2 separate regions of the Homo sapiens genome follow, and region 2 is linked to region 1. Evidence: chromatin contacts called from ENCODE Hi-C or POLR2A ChIA-PET data. All regions are on one chromosome and are shown on one strand. The core of a region is the stretch at or near the end of the contact, and the rest is flanking DNA. Distances in the headings are between cores, read along the strand shown.

Region 1 (5,013 bases), core at 283-2,782:
CATTTAATTACTATATTTTGTAAGAATCAATATTATTAACTTTAAAACAAAATTAGGAATGCCTTTGTTTTCCAGATATTGGATATCTGGACATTCCCAAGTCTGGGTCTGTCTAGTAAGTATTATCAATCTGTTCCCTTAACCGTAAACTCTAGAGGCTCAGAATGCCTGACTCTCTGGGAAAACAGCCCAGCAAGCCCCAGCCTCATTTTCCAGCCCTCACTCAAGATGGAGTCGCTGTGGTTCGAATGCCTCTGACACCTCCACAAGTCTCACGTTTCTCTCTGGTCCTGACTCACCAGATACAGTTTCTATAATGGAAAATACGAGCACAACCCATGTCAGGTGGTGAGTCAGAGATGTTCAACTGTGACTAAAGAAGCCTGCTCCACGGGTGGCTCGGGCACTGACACCTACGCAGAGGAGGAACCTGCCAGGGAGTCGCGGCTGCTACACGTTGATGTTCTTTTGTTTCCCTTCCAAGTCATCTTTTCCCAATCTAGTCCTTTCTGGAACTGCAGCCCCTGTCCTCCCTATGGCTTCTGGAGCTCTGAGTGGAGTGGGTGTTCTACTGTTTCTAAAACATTCCCTCAAAGCCTCAGGCATCTATTTGGTGGGTTTCTAACAAAACAATCAAATGTCAAAAAAAAAAGGCAAATAAATCACAAATTCAAATCCTCTGCCTCCAGACAGGTCATTGCCTGATGTTTTCAAGGTGGATAACTGCTGGTCTTCTCTTAAATGAAATATCAACATTGCCACATTCTACCGACCATACATTCATTCACTTGTTGATTCCTTTTAACAAAAATGTATTGATGGCCAACTCTGCATTGGACACTACTCTAGATGGTATGGATTTAGGATAGATTCTGCCTCTGTATGCCCCAACAGACTGAACAAATGTGGCAACCTGTGGGGTTTGAGCCATGCATCCCCAGGGATGCTTAAGTGTTCCTGGCAGTGACCAGGGACCCTTGGGAGTCATTTGCCATGTGGTCTGAATTCTGTATCTCTCATATTCCTGAAAACTGTTCAGTGGAAAGACCGGGAAACCTTTGAAAACCTTGAAAAGCATCTGGTAGCAGATAAGGAAGCAAGGAAGTTTCATTTAGCCTGTGCATTTGGCCAAAGTCTGTCATTCAGCTTTGTGGTTAGGATTGCCTTTAGAGTGTCTGACAGCAAACTTCATTGCTTTTTTGGACATCCTGACCTCATGTACCTAGGTTACCATTAAGTCTAATCAATGTAGTGATGAATGCTGTTCAGGTTAATTATTATACCTGAATACTTGCTTGCAGATATGAGTAAATATTCCAGATTAATGTGTAATGAAAACACCCAGAAAACACATTCTTTAAGCAATGCACAGGTCTTAGTTTATGGGATTGCTTTGATGAGCTTGTATTTTTGCCATTGATCAAATCAGTAAGCTCAGGAGTTAAAGAACAAATACATCTTTGCCTTTGTTGCTTGCCACTTGGAGAAGAAAGGAAGCTTAATAACTTGGTAAACATGATCAACCCCAATGCCTGCCCTGGCAAAGGTAATCCCCCAGAAATCTTGCTCCCCCACTGACTTTATTGGAAAGTGAGTGACAAATCTCACAAAAATGTGGTTTTGTGGCCACGAAAGAAATTGCTTTTGTGTTGAAACGTCAAAATTTAAAAACTGACTTCTTAAATTCTTGATAACATTGAAATAATAAATAATTTTTGATGAAATTTCAGGTTTATTTTTGTAGCCCAGAGGTTTAGTCTTTGATGATTATTTTTGGCTTCAGCATCAGCTGAATATTGAATTTAACACTCAACCATTCCCATTTGGCCAAAATAAACATTTGATGCACCTGTGGTCACAAAGACCTTCAGGCTGACTCTCCCTCACTCTCCATGACTGGTCTGTGGAGGGGTTGGGGTGGGGACAATGAAGAACAATGAGGGCAAAGGTCAAGGGGTAAACAAAATAGCTGGAGAAGTTGTGAGCTCAAAAGCTTGTGACATTAGTCTTACAGCTTACCCTCCACTAATCTCCTTTTCTTCTAAAGGTAGGGACAGCTGCATTTCTCTTTTGAGCCCAGGGCCCTGGTTGGTACTAGCATTTTAGCACCTGGACCTCCTCTTGTCCTGCTCCTGGTCTGAGTTCTTTGGTCCAGAGGCCTTGGTCCCTCTAGCACTGGGATCTCGTCTCATGCCCTAAGTCTACCTTTGAAGCTTTGCGCTCATGGCTCTGCCCCTACTGTCCATTGTCAGGTTCTCTGAAAGAACTTTCCATCTCTCAGAGTCTAAGCCTTGGTCTCACTGCATGGCCCCTTCCTGTGGCTGTTGGCTGGCTGAGCCCCACTCTCTAGATTGAGAAGGTTCTGCTCCTGTATTGGCTTTCTCTGAAAACCCTGTGGCAAGGGCACAGCTGCCATATTGATTAAGTGTAGAAGCAGGCTTGGTCAGACTGTTAACGCAAAATACACTGGAATTCAAGAAATCTTTGGAATAAACAGATAAAGGAAGAAACATACATCATAGGTACAGGCATTTTAAAAAATAGCTCTTGTAGCAAGCCAGATAACACCTGGTTTGGAACTGACACTGATGACATCAGTTAATGGGACTGAGGACCCCATGAGATGCCAGAGCAGGTAATGGGGAGGGGGCAAGCTCACTGCTACAATATCTTACTTCATCTTGATTATATGCCTGGAAGAGATGCTCAGAAATATTTGCCATAGAATTAAATGAATTGGAAATCCTTTTACGTCTGTCTTTCCAAAGCATGCTGTTAATATTTGATTTAACAATTTACGATGACGTTTTCATTTTTCATTCAAAATTTTTACCCTGAAGAAAATCTCAGGCATCAGAAAAATTACAAGACTAGAATAATGAGGCTGGGCTCAGTGGCTCATGCCTGTAATCCCAGCATTTTGGGAGGCCGAGCCAGGCAATCCCCTGAGGTCAGGAGTTCAAGATCAGCCTGGTCAACATGGCGAAACCTCGTCTCTACTAAAAAATACAAAAATTAGCCAGACATGGTGGTGGACACCTGTAATCCCAGCTACTCAGGAGGCTGAGGCAGGGAGGATTGCTTGAACCCAGAGGCGGAGGTTGCAGGGAGCCGAGATCGTGCCACTGCACTCCAGCCTGTTCTACTAAAACATAGTACAACGAATTCAACAAATTTCATACAATCTTTACCTGAATACACCAATTCTAGCCATTGTTACATGTTTGCTTTCTTGCTCTCATTCTTTCTTTCTCTTTCTCTCTCTCTCATAGTATAGTATCTCATAAGAACAAAGGCATTCTGTTACCTAACTAGAGTACAATTAGTCAGAGTCAGGAGATTGAATAATAACACTCTTCTACTAGCCCAGGCGCAGTGGCTCATGCCTATAATCCCAGCACTTTGGGAGGCTGAGGCGGGCAGATCACAAGGTCAGGAGTTCCAGGCCAGCCTGGACAACATGATGAAACCCTGTCGCTACTAAAAATACAAAAATTAGCCCGGTGTGGTGGCGCATGCCTGTAATCCCAACTACTTGGGAGGCTGAGGCAGGAGAACTGCTTGAACTCGGGAAGCGGAGGTTGCAGTGAGCCGAGATCGCACCGTTGCACTCCGGCCTGGGTGACAAAGCGAGACTTTGTCTCAAAACAAAAAAACAAAAAACAACACTCTTCTATTATCTAACCAACTGTCCAGTAATGTCCTTTAGAACATTTCTTTCTGATCCAGGATCTAGCCCAGGATTGTGACTTGTATTTGGTTGTCATGTGTCTTTCCTTTCCTTTATCAAGACCAGTTCCTCAGCCTTTTCGTTTTGGTCTCCAATTATATATATATATATATATTTGTCTTTCACGACATTGGCATTTTGTAGGGGTACAGGCCATGTGCTTTGTAGATTATTTCCCCATTTTATCTTTGTTTCCTAGTGATTATGATCAGCTTTCTTGATTAGAATCAGGTTGTTCATTTGTGGCAGGGTTTCTACATAAATGATGTTGGATCCTTCTCAGTGCAATGCATTAGGAGGCATGTGATGTCAGCGTGTCCCATTACTGCTGATCACTCAGGTAAGACAGTACCCTCCCGGTCTCTCCACTACAAAGTTCCCTTTTTTCCCATTGCAATTAATAAATTAATTGTAGGGATAGGCTTTGAGATACATCCTGTGCCCCATTGTATTAGTCAAGGTTCTCCAGAGAAACAGAACCAATAGGATGTGTGCATGTGTGCGTGTGTGTGTCCATGTGCGTGTGTGTGTGCGCGTGCACAGAGACAGAGACTGATTTAGTTTAAGTGGCTCCTGCAACTGTGGAAGCTGTTGAGTCCAAGATTTGCAGAGCTGGCAGGTTGGTGGCCCAGGGAAGAGGAGATGTTGCAGCTTGTGTCTGAAGACAGTCTGAAGGTAGGATTTCCTTTTTCCTCAGCGGACCTTAGTCTTTCTCTTCAGGCCTTCTGCTGATTGGATGGCCCCCCTCCCCCATTAGGAAGGATAATCTACTTTGCTCAAAGTCTGCTGATTTAAATGTTTAGCTCATATAAAAAAGACCTTCACGGCCACATTCTGGTGTTTCAGCAAATATTTAACCCAGCCAAGTTGACACATAAAACTAAGCATTACCCCTGTCAAACTTTCACTGTTTCCCAGTGGTATGGTATACACAATTATTACTTTGACGTATATAATTCCAAAGTATTTCATTTTTTAAATATTTAAATCTTTGCTTCATTTGGAACTTATTCTGAGTGCAGTGTGACCTATGGATCTAACTTCATTTTGCTCCAGGTTAACTATCCTACTTTCCTATCATCGTTTGTTGAAAAGTCCATGTTTTCTCCCACCAATTTGATATGACAGCTTTATCGAATTCTAAATTCCCATATGATTGCAGTTCATTTGGATCTTTATCTTCCATTCCATTTGCTTACTTGTCTTTTCATACACCTGTATTTCCTGTTTTAAGTAAAGAGGATGTAGACCATTGTCTTTGGGTCTCTTGCAGTTTTCCACAT
Region 2 (5,042 bases), core at 616-3,115, 140 kb before region 1:
TTTGTTTTGTAATTCTCATCGGCATCCTTTTGGAGTTTATTTCCATTTTGTGTAGATGTGGGCCTATCACTCTTCACAGGGAATGGCCAGCCACTGAGAATAACTGAAAAATCAGAGGGCCCATGTATGTGTGCACACAGCAGAGCTGGGCGTGGTGGCTCACACCTGTAATCCCAGCACCTTGGGAGGCCCACAGATCACTTGAGATAAGGAGTTTGGGACCAGCCTAGGCAACAAAGTGAGACCTCAGCTATACCAAAAAAAAGTCTGCCCTTCTCCCTCCACTTCATCTAAAAAGCCCAGAGATGGAGATGACATCTGATTCCAGTGGCCAAGACCCCACCCCAATTAGAGCGGTGGGAACATGTGGCCTGCAAAGGGGCAAGGTGCCGGGAATCATGCTCCGCGGGCCACCAGTGAGGACGAAAGTTAAGACCTCAAAGGCCAGATCAGAGTCAAGAGCATCCGAGGGAGCCCTGACACAGAGGCTGTGCCCACACCTGGGCAACTCTCCCACGGGCCACCGGCACCCCCTTCCCCACTCTTCTCTGAACCCACCTCCATGTGCCCCTGTGCCTTGAACGACTGGGGAGGGCACACAGGCCCCGCAGGCAAACCTGAGCGGGGAGGCTCCTGGATGCAGAGGACACGGGACCAGGACCGGGTGAGCCACAAGGGAGGTGGGGGGCCCAGCACTGCCTCACCAGCACCACCCAGCCACAGACGCAGAGCCAGCGGCCACGGGAGACCAGAGGGGTTCAGAGGCACACCGTCGAAAATCCCAAAACAAGGGGAGGGACAGTCATCACCTGCTTTATTGGAACAAATGTCCCCTGCTGTGACTGCAGCCCCAGTTCATGCTGGCGTCTTGCAGCCCCGCCAGCTCCTGTACCTCTCTGGGCCTGACTCAACGGCAGAAAGCAAAAGGAGAGCTCTGGGGGCGATGGTCTCCTCAGCCACAGCTCCCTAGGCTAATAATCAGGCCTCCGCAAAGCTGGAGAGAGCCGTCTCCATCAGGCTGACCCCTGGGTTCCCACTGGGCCACCGGACTCTCATTCATGAGGATATGCAGGTTGGCCCAGGGCGGGAGGTCCAGGACAGACCCGGGCCCATCAGTCTCGGGCTCCCTTCACAGACTACACAGAACGGCCATGACCTGGGGGTTTGCCTGGCCAATGTCATGACCACACCTACCTTGCAAGGCGAAAACCTAAATGAATGAGAAAGACAGATGGAGGTATCTTCTGATTTACAGACTGATTCTGCGCTCAATGAGAACGCCAGAAGGTGGGTGTTTTCCTGCTCCCTCTCATCTCACAAAACATGGTCCCCTCAGCCCAGTCTAGGTGGGGGGCAAAACCAGCAACTCCAGCCAGGCCTCCAGGGTTCCGGCTCCTTTGAGGAGAAAACCCAAGTGCGAAGTATCCTATTACCCACCCAAGAGTTACAAAGACAATTCCGAAGCTCTGCCCTTCTGCAGCTCAGAAGCAGGGCCATTCCACAATACAACACAACACTTTATTATATTCCATAATCCCTTGAAAGAATTCTTTAAAATTGTTCTATGATGACTGAAGTATTTTATATTTTTAAACCTGAATAGCTGTCATCATCTTCTTTTGATCATTTCTGGCAATGAAAAATGCATGTGGCATTACCAATCAACTTTCAGTGTTACTCAGCTCCAAATGTACCACTTGCACAGTCAAACCACACTCAACTACTCTGGTTGAAACCAAGCTTCTCTACGCTTTTCCATGAAAACAAAAAGAAACTGAGGGTGACGTGCTCTAATACCCGGTACTTCTCACACCACTATCCCTACTGGAGCGGGCGGGAGGATGCTGGAAGGAAGCTGAGCCTGGAGCAGGGAAGGGGAGTTGGCTGCAGGCACGGACTCTCACCACTCTGGCCTTGGCAAGCATCTCTAATGAATCACAAACACTCTCCTAGAGCTGAACCGAGCCTCAGAATCTACTCACCCCAGCCAGTCACCACCGATTTGGCCAACTGGGCACGCAGGTGGAAACCTACCTGTTGGCCTGTCTGGCGCTACCACCCACAGACCCATGCTGGTGGCTACCATTCCAGCTCACCCTTCCATACCCGCCGTCTCCCTCTCCCCAGGCCCCCCACCACGTGTTTCATCGTTAACAGTGTTGCTACCTACCATTTCTAAAGCTGGAAACCTCTGCACCCCCATTCCTCTCTCACCCCAACATGCAAACCGCGTCATGGTTCTTCCGAAGCGTCTCTCCATCCAGCCCCTTCCAGGTCACTGCCTGGCCCTCCCTCCCCCACAGCAGCAGCCTCCAACTGATCCACTTCAAGACCTGCCTGTGACCTGCTGTCAGAGTTGATCTTCCTAAAAGCTCACGGTTTCCTTCACTGCTTAAAACAACTGGGGACGACCCACTGCCCTTCACACTGAGGTCACACTCAGCTTGTGAATCTAAACCCCAAAGCTCCTTTCTAATCCCCTCACTTACCCTCTTGTCATCCAACTTCTTAATACTGTCTACAAGCGCCAAAGGTCATATACAGTATGAGTCCCTTTATAGAAAATTCTCAAGGTGACAAAATTTGACTGGTGGAGAATAGATCCTTGGTTGCTGAGGCTGGGGTGAGGAAAAGACAAACAAACCACCAAACAGGGGGGTCCAGAGGCCCCTGTAGGTCCAGGGATGGGTGTGGTTGGGGTCCTAACACGAGGCTTCCAGAACGAGCATTCAGCCATCAAATGCAATGACTCTACCCAACTTAAAAGGCTCCTAGGTCTAAGAAATGATGCTGGGAACTACAGAGGCAAGATCATGGCTACCAGAATTTGCAGAAATCCACGGACCTTTAAAATTGCCTTATAAAGGTAACCATTAAACCTCTTAAAATAGAAAGGGTCTACCTGCAGGGCCCAGGAAAGAAGGCTCTACTCCACTGGCACTGCTGGAGAAGGAAGCCGATGTTAGACAAAAGGCCAATTGCAGGAAAAATGACGGCAAAGAAAGAAGGCAAAAGGCACTGGCCCTGTATGTGGGTGCAAACACACACAGATATACACACACACACGCACACACACACACAGAGCTGTCAAGAGGACCAGACATGACAGTTTCTGTCTGTGGCCCCCAGACAGAAACACACACAAATACTTCCAGAAAGTTTGTGTAAAGAGAACTCCTAACAATTTCTGAGGAGAAACTTAATTGAATCTAAGAGAATGTCTTGTAAAACACCTGGAATACTTAAGGCAGCTCCGTTTTTACCCCCATAAAGGAACTAGATTGCCAGAGCTCCTGGCCTTCTCAGTGTCACAGATTAGGTGACAGCTGCAGTCAGAGGTAATGACACTCTTCTCTTGGATATGGTCTTGGATGTGGTCTGGGCAGAATGACACCATAAGCAAAGCTACTGTCATGCCCGGGTGCCCTCTACGGAGGAGGCACGAGCTCCATTTTCTGACGATTATGTGACTTGTCTTCAGGCACAGAGCCTGAACAGGAACCTATGGCCATCCGACTCCAAACACTGAGCAGGTCCATCACTGTCTCCGGAGCTCTGACAGCAACATACAACACAAGGGCACAAAAGAAGAACCCAAAGCCCTGGAATGAAAAGCTGTGGTGCGCTGCTGCAAGACCTCCAGCAAGTTCTTAGCTTCTCAGTCAAATGGACAATGAGCTCACAGGTCTGTTCCGGGATCAAACCTGCCGGCAACGTGGTGAACTGCCACCACCTTCACCAGAGTTGGCATAGAATCTTCAGCAAGCACACTGAAGAACATGGGAAGCCATCTTTAAAACAGCACTCAATTTTGGAGACATTTTTGGAAATCACTAACTCGCTGGCCATAACTCTTAACTGAGAATATACGAGGTACAACACAATGCGACAGGGTCTCCAAAGAGTAAAAATGAGAGTAGATTTTTAGTATGGCTGAACTTTAGGCCAATCTCCTATTTTTTAATACAGATTATTCTTCCCCTAAGTAAGAAATCCTAAAGCTGACTGCAAACAAATAAAATACCCTGGAAAGCCATGTCATCTAATTAAACTGGCCATTAAATGTGAAGAGGCATTCTGTGCTGGAAGGAATAGTGAACAATTTGTCTAAAGCAAGCCTATTCATCCATAAAGGTCTTCTTTCATTCTAATAAGTTTAAAGCTCACTCTTTATCAGTCTTTCCAATACGCCCTCCCAAAATCTGAAAATCAAGCTGTCCTTTTTATAAAATATCTACACATGCAGGGATATGTACAGAAAAGGCCAATGGAAAGTTTATAAACCAAATGAAAAAGACCAAATAAAAACCAAGTGCTCTTTTGTGGGCAGTTTTCCCGCCAGAAGTTGTCATCAAAAACCTGTCATGGTCGAAACCCAATCTGGGACTGCATATCCCTGGCCTCCTCCATTGCCCTGGGAAGCGCCCAGGGCATTTCCACTATCAGGACAGCATCACACCTTAGGGACTCCCCCAGTCAGATCCTGGGGCTCCACACACCAGCCAACCCTAGACACCTTTTGATATGAACAGAACCGGAGAAACATCAAGCTCCTGATTTTGACTTAATAAGAAGTTTAAGGTCAGGACTAGCCTTCATACCAGTGCTGACTCAGGACATCAGGGCTCCTCTTGAAGCCAAGGAACAAATTTGAATCCCTGTTCTCCCCCTCACTCGACCTTCACCCTTTGAAGGTGCAGATGGTATTAATGGGTTTTTGGCTAGACATCACTAACTACCCAACGATGCCTATCGTCCCCACAATGGCCTCTGCTCTGTTAGAGGTGAGCTGGAACTGCATAGACGCAGGACAGTGCATCAGGAGAAAGACGCTCGTGGGAACTATTTGCTCTGTGATCCTGAGGTCAGCACCCTCCCAGGGCCGACCCTCCCTGCTGCATGTGGCTAGGGATTCTCAACCTGGGCTGCATGTGGGTAGCTCCCTAAACAGCTCGATGTCCCAGCTTCAGCCTGGACCGATTAAACCAGAATCTTTGGGGAAGGGCCCCACCCCCCATCAGCTTAGTTAAGCTAACCAGAAA

The links. A loop is a pair of places that touch in the nucleus more often than their neighbours do. ChIA-PET counts read pairs that join two places held with the same protein, here RNA polymerase II (POLR2A). Pooled maps may share reads with other maps.
Region 2: a pooled map shows a loop between it and region 1 (12-fold over the local background). The contact joins two enhancer-like sites. A Hi-C loop is called at or near these places in 1 of 168 maps with a recorded cell type or tissue (PC-9), 2 of 37 single-sample maps with no recorded cell type and 7 of 50 pooled maps. POLR2A ChIA-PET finds 5 or more read pairs at or near these places in 3 of 52 experiments (CD4-positive, alpha-beta T cell, OCI-LY7 and activated CD4-positive, alpha-beta memory T cell).

Annotation. Positions count from the first base shown.
Region 1 is chr13:98,663,904-98,668,916 of GRCh38, forward strand. No RefSeq gene overlaps it. Among named protein-coding and RNA genes, the nearest start is that of SLC15A1, 86 kb to the right of the region's middle. Within about 2 kb of position 1,533, at least 2 of the 41 ENCODE cell types and tissues checked have a DNase peak (open chromatin) inside an H3K27ac peak, as active enhancers do.
Region 2 is chr13:98,527,051-98,532,092 of GRCh38, forward strand. All of the region lies in intron 1 of STK24 (serine/threonine kinase 24), which reads right to left. Among named protein-coding and RNA genes, the nearest start is that of STK24, 48 kb to the right of the region's middle. RefSeq lists an enhancer at 1,836-2,005. Within about 2 kb of position 1,866, at least 2 of the 41 ENCODE cell types and tissues checked have a DNase peak (open chromatin) inside an H3K27ac peak, as active enhancers do.